Regions from separate parts of the Homo sapiens genome. Here region 1 is linked to region 2. Evidence: chromatin contacts called from ENCODE Hi-C or POLR2A ChIA-PET data. All regions are on one chromosome and are shown on one strand. The core of a region is the stretch at or near the end of the contact, and the rest is flanking DNA. Distances in the headings are between cores, read along the strand shown. Region 1 holds the start of ZNF573 (zinc finger protein 573). Region 2 holds the start of ZNF790 (zinc finger protein 790).

The links. A loop is a pair of places that touch in the nucleus more often than their neighbours do. ChIA-PET counts read pairs that join two places held with the same protein, here RNA polymerase II (POLR2A). Pooled maps may share reads with other maps.
Region 1: a loop to region 2 is called in a pooled map, with 8 times the contacts of the local background. The contact joins the promoter of ZNF573 here to the promoter of ZNF790 in region 2. A Hi-C loop is called at or near these places in 1 of 37 single-sample maps with no recorded cell type and 8 of 50 pooled maps. POLR2A ChIA-PET finds 5 or more read pairs at or near these places in 2 of 52 experiments (HepG2 and PC-9).

What each region holds. Positions count from the first base shown.
Region 1 is chr19:37,776,807-37,782,768 of GRCh38, forward strand. ZNF573 (zinc finger protein 573) reads right to left here and starts at 2,780. Exons shown (of 5, transcript NM_001172690.2): 1 at 2,738-2,780. RefSeq lists enhancers at 2,268-2,931, 2,723-3,017, 2,724-3,073, 2,932-3,594.
Region 2 is chr19:36,836,526-36,842,444 of GRCh38, forward strand. ZNF790 (zinc finger protein 790) reads right to left here and starts at 1,862. Exons shown (of 5, transcript NM_206894.4): 1 at 1,812-1,862.

The DNA.
Region 1 (5,962 bases), core at 1,530-4,029, 940 kb after region 2:
ATCAAAAAGTAGGCTAAGGATATGAATAGACAATTCTCAAAAGAAGATATACAAATGGTCAACAAACATATGAAAAAATGCTCAACATCACTAATGATCAGGAAAATGCCAATAAAAATCACAATGTGATACCAATTTGCTCCCTAAGAATGACCATAATTTTAAAAAATCAAAAGATAATAGATGTTGCCATGGTTGTGGTGAAGAGAGAACACTTCTACACTACTGGTGGGAACAAAAACTAGTACAACCACTATGACAAACAGTATGAAGATTCCTTAAAAAACTAAAAGTAGAACTACCATTTGATCCAGCAATCCCACTAATGGGTATCTACCCAGAGGAAAAGAAGTCATTATATAAAATTATTTTATTTTTTTTTCAGTGATAGAGACAGGAGTCTCACCATGTTGGCCAGGCTGGTCTCGAACTCCTGGCCTTAAGTGATCTGCTGGCCTCAGCCTCCCAAAATGCTGGGATTACAGGTGTGAGCCACTGCACCCAGACAGAAGTAATTATATGAAAAAGACACTTGCACACACGTTTATAGCAGCACAATTGCAAAAATATGGCAACAGCCTAAATGCCCATCAACAAGTGGATAAAGAAAATTTGGTGTACGTACACATATATATACACTATGGAATACTACTCAGCCATAAAAAGGAATGAAATAACAGCATTGGATGCAACCTGAATGGAGTTGGAGACCATTATTCTAAGTGAAGTAACTCAGGAATGGAAAACCAAACATTACATGTTCTCATTTATGAGTGGAAGCTAAGCTATGAGGATGCAAAGACATAATAATGATATAATGGATCTCAGGAGGCTGAGGCAGGGGAATTGCTTGAACTCAGGAGGCAGAGGTTGCAGTGAACCGAGACTGCGCCACTGCACTCCAGCCTGGCCATAGAGCAAGCCTTTGTCATAAAAAAAAAAAAAAAAGCCGGTCGTGGTGGCTCATGCTTGTAATCCCAGCACTTTGGGAGGCCGAGGCGGGCAGATCACGAGGTCAGGAGACTGAGACCACGGTGAAACCCAGTCTCTAATAAAAATACAAAAAATTAGCCGGGCGTGGTGGCGGGCGCCTGTAGTCCCAGCTACTCGGAGAGGCTGAGGCAGGAGAATGGCCTGAACCCGGGAGGCAGAGCTTGCAAGTGAGCCGAGATCGCACCACTGCACTCCAGCCTGGGCGACAGAGCGAGACTCTGTCTCAAAAAAAAAAAAAAAAAAAAAGTAATATTTAAGAGGTGGTCTCTTGAAGTAACTAATACAAATTCTGTTGTTAGTCTTTTAGGATATGACTTTCAGATTTAAGCTCTGATACTTAATAAAATGTGTCTTAAAGTCTCATTGGTAAATTGGGAGAAAATGTCATTTAGCATATAAAATAGTCTGAAGATGAAGTAAAATAATCCACATAAGGCTGGGTGCGGTGGCTCACGCCTGTAATCCCAGCACTTTGGGAGGCCGAGGCGGGTGGATCATGAGGTCAGGAGTTCGAGACCAGCCTGGCCAAGATGGTGGGATTACAAGCATGCACCATCACGCCAGACTAATTTTTGTATTTTTAGTAGTGATGGGGTTTCGTCATGTTGGCCAGGCTGGTCTCGAACTCCTGACCTCAAGTGATCCGTCCGCCTTGGCCTCCTAAAATGGTGCGATTACAGGCGTGAGCCACCACACCCGGCCAAATATGAGAACGTTAATGAGATTCAGCTCAATGGCTCCCAACATCTACTGGAAAGAAAGCAGATTGGTATTAGGACATTCAGACACATTTCAGATGAAGTAAAACATACTCTAAAACCAGTAACCTTAGGAAAGAAAAAAGCCAACTAGCCTAAACATTGAGTTTTAGATGTGAAAGAATTTTTTTCCTCCTCATTAGAGTCCTTTTGAGGAATAGCAGGACCAGGGAGGGAGAAAAAAATCATGAGTTATCAGGCCTTTCCTTGAAGCACGGAATGCCTCCTTACACAATACCCTCCACGCCTTCCCTGTTCACACACTTTAACACATGGAGGTAGGAGAGAGGCTGGAATCTGGGTATGAGTTCACAGCAGGTTCCTGGGGTCAGAGCTCTGGGAAAGACGAGGTTCTGAGACAGGTAGCTCGCTCTCAGAGCTCACAAAGAAATAACCTCCCAGGCGTTTCCAATCTCACAGCAAGTCAATGCCTTCTTGCTGGAAAACTTGATGTAGAGTTCAGTATCCAACTTCCCTCTTGCAGACATTTTTTGTGTGTGTCAGCCGCAAGCAGCTGTGAGGAGGGAGGAGAGAAGCAGCAGCCGGGAACCTACAGCCAAGACTCAAAGTGACACCGCAGTGCCACCGCAATCAACGTACATGAAAAGGACAAGCACCTCATATCCCCGTCACGCAAGCACAGCCACTCACTCACCTGTCACAGCCTCACAACCGCACCCACCGTCAAGGAGGCACATCCCAGCCTCTCACACGCAGTTTCTCTGTCACACACTCTCAAACATTCCCCATCTGACATATACAACATTCTCTCACGTGCGCACTCAAATACCCTCCTCTGCTGTTCATGCACCCACGGGCCTGAGATTCCGATAACAACTGGCCGTCCACACTAGAGGCTTCCACGGTTAAAGGGCTTCCTCCACCACCCCGGCTGGTTTAGGTTGGGCTCCAACGTAACTTGATTGCCCAGAGCCCTCCCTGCGAGTACTCTGTGCCTGTTATATACTGAAATGAGTTCAACCCACCTTGCAAAAGAACCACGCGAAAACGGAAGGGAAGCCATAGATTGGGTGTTCCCGTTGCCCTCTGGGAAATGTAGTTTAAGCCTAAAGCTCCATGACCGCGGTGGCTTGTGGGAAAAGTGGCTCGGAACCCCAAATCCCGGTTAGATTGCAGGCACCGCCGGACGCTGGCTCCCGGAGGTTTTAGTTTTCCCTCTACCAGGAGTGTGAAGACACAGAGACTTATTGCGCTGGCGAAGATGGCTGAGGCGAAGGCGTGTCCGACTTGTCCTCGGAGTTCTGAGGGTTTCAGTGACCCCAGAAGGCTGAGAAGTGGAATCCGAACTCGAGGCTGCCCGAAGCCTCGGGCTGTTTGAGTGTAGAGCCGGTAGGGGAGGGCTTTCAAAGTGTGGCCGCGAGGGCGAGCGTGGGGGATCGGTTATGAGCTCCCGAGGGCGGGGACTCTGCTCTGTGTCCCCTGAGGAAGTCCAGTCTTGTTATAAGGTATGAGAAAAGTAACTTTTTAAAAATGGACAAATAATAATTGTATGTTTTATATACTGATAGGGTACAATATGCTGTTTTGATCTATGTTTACAATGCGAAATGATTAAATCAAGCTAATTAAATCCATCACCTCACTTTTTTGTGGTGAAAACATTTAAAATCTACTTTTAGCAATTTTGAAACATGCAACACATTATTTATGTAGTTGCTATTCTATGCAATCGATTAACAAAGTTTATTTCTCCTGACTAACTGAAATTTTGTACTGTTTTAATTAACATCTCCCTTTTCCCCATTTTTCAGTCTCTGGTAAACACCATTCTTTGCCTCTTAAGAGTTAGACTTTTTTAGATTCCACAAATACCACTTATGTGGTATTTGGTATTTATCTTTCTGTTACTGGCTTCTCTCACTTAGCATAATGTCCTCCTGGTTTATCCATGTTGTCACAGATGACAGAATTTTCCTTGTTTTATTTTTATTTTTTATTTATTTTTTAAAAATCTATTTACTTATTATTATTTTTTGAAACGGAGTTTCGCTCTTGTCACCCAGGCTGGAGTGCAGTGGCACAGTCTCAGCTCACTGCAACCTCTGCCTCCCCTGTTCAAGCGATTCTTGTGTCTCAGCCTCCCAAGTAGCTGGGATTATAGGCATGCGCCACCACGTCGGCTAATTTTTGTATTTTTAGCAGTGACAGGGTTTCACCATGTTGATCTGGCTGGTCTCGAACTCCTGACCTCAGGTGATCCACCCACCTTGGCCTCACAAAATGCTGCATTTACAGGCGCGAGCCACTGTGCCCGGCCGATTTTCCTCTTCTTAAAAAGTGAATAGTATTCCTTTATATATACATATATATATGTGTATAAGGTTATATACATAATATATATAATATGTAACATTTTCTTTATCCACTTATAACATGCTGGACACCTAGGTTGCTTCCGTATCCAATGCAGAATAATGCTGCAGTGAATGGTAGTGCAGTTATCTCTTCAGCATGCTGATTTCAATTCCTTTAGCTATACACCCACCGGTGGGGTTGCTGGAACATATAGTAATTCTATTTTTAGTTTCTGATGAATCTCCATATTATTTTCCATCATGGCTGTATTAATTTACATTGGGAAATGTACGTACTTTTGATGTTGTTGTGAATGGACTGGTTTATTCAATAAATTGTGTTAGGTACATTGACTAATAGTGTGTAGAAGTAAAGTTATATTTACTTAATTCTTAAAGGTATAGTCAAAACAGACTGAATAATTAAATGTAAAAATGATCTGGAGAAAACCTTTTTTTTTTTTTTTGAGATGGAGTCTCGCTCTGTTGCCCAGGCTGGAGTGCAGTGGCGCGATCTCGGCTCACTGCAATCTCTGTCTCCCGGGTTCAAGTGCTTCTCCTGCCTCCCGGGTTCAAGTGCTTCTCCTGCCTCAGCCTCCCAAGTAGCTGGGATTACAGGCATGTGCCACCACACCTGGCTAATTGTATATGTTTTAAAAAATTAACTTAGGAATAGATTTTCTAAGCTAAATTGAAGGGAAATGCTAAGGAAATAGTGAGATTTTACTTGATAATTATGTGTCTGAATGAATCAGCCAATTAATAAAATTAAAACAGACCTCGGGCCATGGTGCATGCCTGTCATCCCAGTACTTTGTGAGGCCAAGACAGAGATCGCTTGAGTCCAGGAGTTTGAGCCCAGCCTGAGCAACACATCAAAACGCTGTCTCTACAAAAAAATACAAAAATTAGCCAGGCGGGGTGGCTCATGCCTGTAGTCCCCACTACTTGGGAGGCTGAGGCAGGAGGATCACCTGAGCCTGGAGAAGTCGAGGCTGCAGTGAGCTGTGATCGTGTCACTGCACTTCTAGCCTGGGCGACAGAGTGAGACCCTGTTCCAGAGAAACTAAAATAAAGTGAAATGAAAACAAATACAAGACAAAAATTGATCGACTTATTTTAACACATAGTATGATGAGAGACATAGATAACAGTACTAACCCGGTGTGTTTCTGTTGATCAAAGTCACGGTCACTAGTCTAAAGGAAATAGGAATAGTGACTATAAATTCACAACCATTTACAACATTAGAAATACTAATTATCTTCAGATATATCAGACTCACAATTACTTGCCCTTTTAAGAATTCATCCTGTTCTCCATAAGGAAGAAAGTATTGATAACTCTTTTTTTCCCTTAACTTAGCACTTTGTGCTTCTGAATCTCTGAATTTGTGTTCACATCTTAACACTTTTTTTTTTTTGCAATTATTTTCTGTAGCTTTTTGTCTTCAGTTGAGACATCTCCTATATTCTCTTTACACTTTTCCACAAATGACCCAATTTTTTTGTAAGCATCATTGATGAGTTCCATGTATGTGATGACGGTGTAATGATAAATTATCAATGTGGTTTCCCTCCAGTCTTGTTCATTATTCAAGTGACTCTCCTTGGCTGAGCAACAGGCCAGGAGGTATCTATGACATTTTGTTCAGGTTAAGCAGTAAGAATAAAACAAAATCGACATTATCTTTTTCATATTTTAAACACAAGCCAACAAATAATTTGGAAGGACCCATGATTAGACAATGAGGATTTTATGCTCCCTCAAGAGTAATTGAGATTGTTTAATTGTATGGAGGAATGAACATATCTTAAAGGGAAGCAAGAAGATATAATATTTAGATCACAGAATCATTAGGAAGCGGCTTTGCACCCTGGCTACACCACTGTACAC
Region 2 (5,919 bases), core at 612-3,111:
AGGCGGGCGGATCACAAAGTCAAGAGATCGAGACCATCCTGGCCGACACGGTGAAACCCCATCTCTACTAAAAATAGAAAAGTTAGCTGGGCGTGGTGGCACGCACCTGTAGTCCCAGCTACTCGGGAGGCTGAGGCAGGAGAATCCACTTGAACCTGGGAGGCGGAGGTTGCAGTGAGCCGTGATTGCACCACTGCACTCCAGCCTGGTGACAGAACAAGACTCTGTCTCACAAAAATCAAAAAACAAAACACCTGAAGCCCCTACCCAACAATCAATAGGCAACATCCGGGAAGATTGTGACCCCATAGTTATCAGCCTATGAGGAACCAGGGGAGGAACCTGTGCACTAGGGGATAAATTGCTTGTTGAAACTGTTGGGTGTGCCTATCAGACACTGATCTTGCAAGACCATCATTAAAAGTCTCACTTTTGCTGTTCTCCGGGTCTCTGAGTCCATTCTTTGGGACGGGTAAGTTTGTTTCTCACACTCAAGAAATCATCTTTCACTATCCCACGCTATCTCTCCAAAACTGACTTGAATCCAACCAGAATAAATGTCAATCCAACCTTGTATTTATATTTATCTACTATAAGAAGTCCCAGAATTTCTAGTCAACTGTCTTTTCGGACATTGTATACCATCAAGTCTCATTTGTCCCCTTTTCTCATTCTTCCCAACTTTCAACACTTTTCCTGTATGCCTTCATAATGGAATTCATAATTCATTAACAACCAACTCCTCTTTTATCTTCAACCACTTCCTTGAACACGCCCTAACATTCTGAGTCTAACAGAAACTAGGCTGTATCTGGAGGACTCTGCAGCCCTCTCAACATTTCCCCAGCTACAGCCTCTTACCAGTGGGTCTGAAAATGGAACAGATGGCCGGCCTCCTTGTTGTTCACTACCTTCAGACCTTTCTTCCTCCCTCCACAAACTCTAGTTTTGAATTTCCTGCCATGAGATTGTATATAACTCACCACATCTCACTTTTGTTGACCTCTACCAAACACAGGGTATTTTCCCCCTATATCTGAAATCTTCAGCTCATGGTTTACTCTCTGCAGCGCGATTACCCTTTTCTATTTTTTTTAATTCTTGCATTTTTAACTACACCCACACAGATGAGCCTTGTTTACTTACCCTTGCCTGGACTTTTCCCCCCTCTCGTGGCTCATTTCCAACAACATGTTGATGGGTGGTTGTTCCCCAGCCGTCTTCCCCAGCCCTCTACCCCAACCTGCTGCTCCATTTCTCTGCTCTAATTTACGGAGAAACTCTTGAACTATGTTGTCTACACTGTGTCCCATTCTTCTCCCCTCCTTCTAGGTTGCCCCCACTCCAATCCAGCTACGGGCCAGCACAAAAACTGCTCCCCACACATTCACGAAGGACTATGCCTGTCACTCAACGCAAAGCTCAATTCTTTGTTTTTGGCCCCATAGCGGCTGCTATCACCACCTTTACGAACGTGGTCACGCACAACGCGACGCAGTCATAATCACGTACATACAGTCACATTTAAATAGTCCATTAGGGTCACACACAGCGCCTGTCAACGTCGTGTGCGCGTGCGCGCACACACACACACACACACACATACACACACACACACACAAGCTCCCGTCGCGGCCCCAGCTCCTGCATCAATTTCACTCTCGCATCCACTGCTCCCATCGCGATCGCTCGCCCCCACGCTCCCTCGCCGGCAAAGCCACCAACTCCAAAGACATTAGCACCTCACTCCCCTCAGCCCCGGCCTCGGGCCCTCCGGAGTCATTCGGCTTCTGTGTCTCGGAATCACTCACCCGGCCCTGCGGTCCCTTGATGGTGGAAGGTTCCGCGATCTTTCTATTAACCCTAAAGGGACAGAGGGCTGACAGGAAGTTGCCCGGGGAACGGTGCACTCTGGGAAATGTAGTCCGGAGCCTGGGCCGTCTTTAACTGCCCCGGACACCGCGGTCACCATTAACGGACCCTGCATTTGAGCCCCATCCCCTCGCTGGGCAAAGACCATCGCCCACACACCGCTCACATCTGCTGCCGAGAGCTTCCAGAATTCCAGGCCGCGTTTAGGAAGCTTCAGCGGAGGCATGCAGGCTGCCCTACCTCTGCAAAAGGCTCCCAGCCCTGGGAACAGGACAGTAAGCCCAGGCCATCTTAGGCTGGAAGTAACCTTGGTCCCGACGGCCCTGGGAAATGTAGTCCAGAGCCTGGAACACTGCAGAAATGCCCCGGGGGGATGGTGCGATGGTTTTCAGTAGGAGCTCGCTGCGTGGGCCTCTGACCTATGTGGCATGGCGGGAAAGTCCTACAAGACTGTGCCAAGCGAGTGGCGAGTCTGTCCCGTCTCTGCCCGAGCCTCGGCCCGGCTGGGTGGACACCTCTTGTCCCACAAGTACCAGCCTGGGATAGAACGAAGGGGAAACGATCCATGGGACACAGCTACATGCCCAGCCCTATAGGGGTACCCTGTCTGGGAATCCATGAGAACTCTTCCTAATACCTTATTCCCATCCTCCAATCGCCCTTAAAGTGTTTGGTTTCAATTAATGTTTATAGTAACATTAGTACTGTTTTGTAAATTCCATTCATGCCATTCTTTTTGCTGAAGTACACACTTGCCAGTTTTCATTTGCTTCTCTTTTAGATGTACATCATTTCAATCTACATCTAAACTTTCTGACAGAGGAGTAATTTTTTTCAGTACTTTCAAACTTATCAGGTAACTAAAATAGTTGTTTCTTTTTTTATTGTGAAACAGAAAATACTTGAAGTGCATAAAATGTGTAAGTTCAGTATAACTCCACACAAGTGTTGGTATCTCAAGAACAAATGCCCATTCTATGTGATCATTTCTCTTTTTGTTTGTTTGTTTGTTGTTTTTTTTGAGACAGGGTCTGGCTTTGTCACCCAGGCTGGAGTACAGTGGCACGATCTAGGCTCTCTGCAACCTCTGCCTCCCTGGCTCAAGTGATCCTCCCACCTCAGCCTCCAGAATAGCTGGGACTACAGGTGTGTGCCATCACACTCAGCTAATTTTTATAGAGACAGGGTCTCGCCATGTTGGCCAGGCTGGTCTCGAACTCCTGGGCTCAAGTGATCCTCCCAAGTAGGCCTCACAAAGTACTGGCATTACAGGCATGAGTCACTGCACATAACCTGTGTGATCATTTCTGATACCCAGCTCCAGCTCCAGCTGATCTTTAGGGTATTAATAATATCTTGGCTCTTTAATAGTTTTAATCTCTCAGCTGGACGCGGTGGCTCACGCCTGTAATCCCAGCACTTTGGGAGGCTGAGGAGGGTGGATCACCTGAGGTCAGGAGTTCGAGACCAGCTTGGCTAACATGGTAAAACCCTGTCTCTACTAATAATACAAAAATTAGCTAGGTGTGGTGGTGCATGCCTGTAATCCCAGCTACTCTGGAGGCTGAGGCAGGAGAATCGCTTGAACCCAGGAGGCAGAGGTTGCAGTGAACCAAGATCACACCACTGCACTCCAGTCTGGGCGACAAGAGCGAAACTCCATCTCAAAAAAAGAAAAAAAAGTTTTAATCTTGCTGTGAAATGTATATAAATGCAATCAAATTGTACAAATTTTCTGTCTTGATTAGTTGTTAAACTCCTAACTGGATTAACCGAAAACCCCATAGTAAAGGCCTTACAGAAGGAAAGGTATGCCCATCCAGCCATCAACATCATTTTCCTGGTACTACTGGCAGGGGACCCCAAGACCAACCACTACACGCCCAAGCTCTGATGATTCACTGGGAGGCTCACAGTGAAGTGATACAAAAGAAAATCAGTAAAGAAAAAAGCGCATGGGGCAAAGTCCAGGGGAAACCAGGTGCACACTGCGAAGGGTTCTTTCCCAGTAAATTTATATGGGATTTATTTGTTCCCCAGCAGTGAGTTGTGACAATACATGTGAGATGTTACCAATCAGGGCAGTTTATTATAGATTCAGTGCCCTATGTTTTTATTGGGGGCTGGTCACATAGGCAGTCTGTGCCTAACACATACCAGAATTTCAAATTCCCAGAAGGAAAGCGGGTGTTTAACATAAACCATACTGTTTGTACAAAAAGTTTAGGCATAGTAAGCCACTTATTAGGAAGGTGGGAACCAATCTGAAATTCAAGTTCTAGATGCAAGCCAAAGACTAACCTCGCATATCAGGCCTTTCTAAGGATAAGTAGTCTCAGACCTGCTATGTTAACTAATTTCTGCTCACTACTGTCCTAAAGATGTATGGTTTTCAGCAACATCAAATTACAAGACACATGAAAAGGCAAGAAAAATCATGACACTCAAGACATAAAAGCAAAAAGCAACAACAAACAAATAGAGGTAGACTCAGGTAGGATCTCCCCAGGAGCTTGAGGCTGCAGTGAACTGTGATTGCACCACTGCACTCTAGCCTGGGCAACAAAGCAAGACCCTACCTCAAAAATTAAAAGAAAAGAAAAAGATATGATGTAGATGTTGGAACTATCTAAAAAGGAATTTAAAATATTATTAATATTTTCAAAGCTTTACCATAATGTTTTTCAACCAGAGGTGATTTTGTTCTCCAGGAGATATACAGCACAGTATGAAGTTCTTGGTAGTCACAACTGGAGAGGTACAATTTGCATTTAGAGGACAGAGGTCAGGGAAGCTGCTAAATACACTACAAGCACAGGATAGCTTGCCACAACAAAGAATTATCCAGTCCCAAATAATGGTCCAAGGTTGAGATGCCCTAAGTAATCAAGACAGTGTGTTTTTGGTGAAGGACAGAAAGATAGATTAATGGAAGGAACAGGCTGGGCACGGTGGGTCATGCCTGTAATCCCAGCACTGTGGGAGGCCAAGGCAGGTGGATCGCATGAGGTCAGGAGTTTGAGACCAGCCTGGCCAATGTGGTGAAACCCCATCTCTACTAAAAATACAAAAATTAGCTGGGTATGGTGGCTCGTGCCTGTAATCCCAGCTACTCAGGAGGCTGAGACATGAGAACCTCTTCAACCTGGGGAATGGAGGTTGCAGTGAGCTGAGATGACACCACTGCACTCCAGCCTGGGCAACAGAGCAAGACTCCATCTCAAAAAATATATATATATATTTTTAGGCCAAGGCAGGCGGATCACCTAAGATCAGGAGTTCAAGACCAGCCTGTCCAACATGGCGAAATCCCATCTCTACTAAAAAATACAAAAATTAGCTGGATGTGGTAAGGCAGGGAGAATTGCTTGAACCCAGGAAGTGGAAGTTGCAGTGAGCCGAGATCACACCACTGCACTGCAGCCTGGAGGACATAGCAAGACTCCATCTCGGGGTGGGGGGTGGGGGGAGGGGAGAAGTTATTATTATTTTTTTTTGTAGAGACAAGGTTTCACTATGTTGCCCTGGCTGGTCTCAAACTCCTGGCCTGAAGCGCCCCTCCCGCCTCTGCCTCCCAAAGTGCTTGGATTACAGGCATGAACCACCACTCCTAGCCTATAAAACTTTTTTAGGAACACATAAAAGAAAGTGTACATGACCTGCAGTTAGATGAAGGGTTCTTAGACATGACAACAAAAGCACAATCCATAAAAGAACAACTTGATATACTGGACTTCATAGAAAATGTAAACGTCTGCTATTGAAGTAACACCGTTAAGGAGAAAGACATGGGATAGATTGGGAGAAAATATTTGTAAATCATATATCAGGCAGAGGACTTGTATCCAGAATATATAGAGAACCTTCAAAACTCAACAAGTAAACAAATAACCTCAAGCTTAAAATGTGCAAAGGGCATAAACGGAAATAAAAAGATAGATACCAGGAAAAAATATTATAAAATGTGCCTATATGAGATTTATAAATCACTAATTTCCACCATATATAAAGTGCTCATACATTTCAATAAAAGTGAATAATATTTCT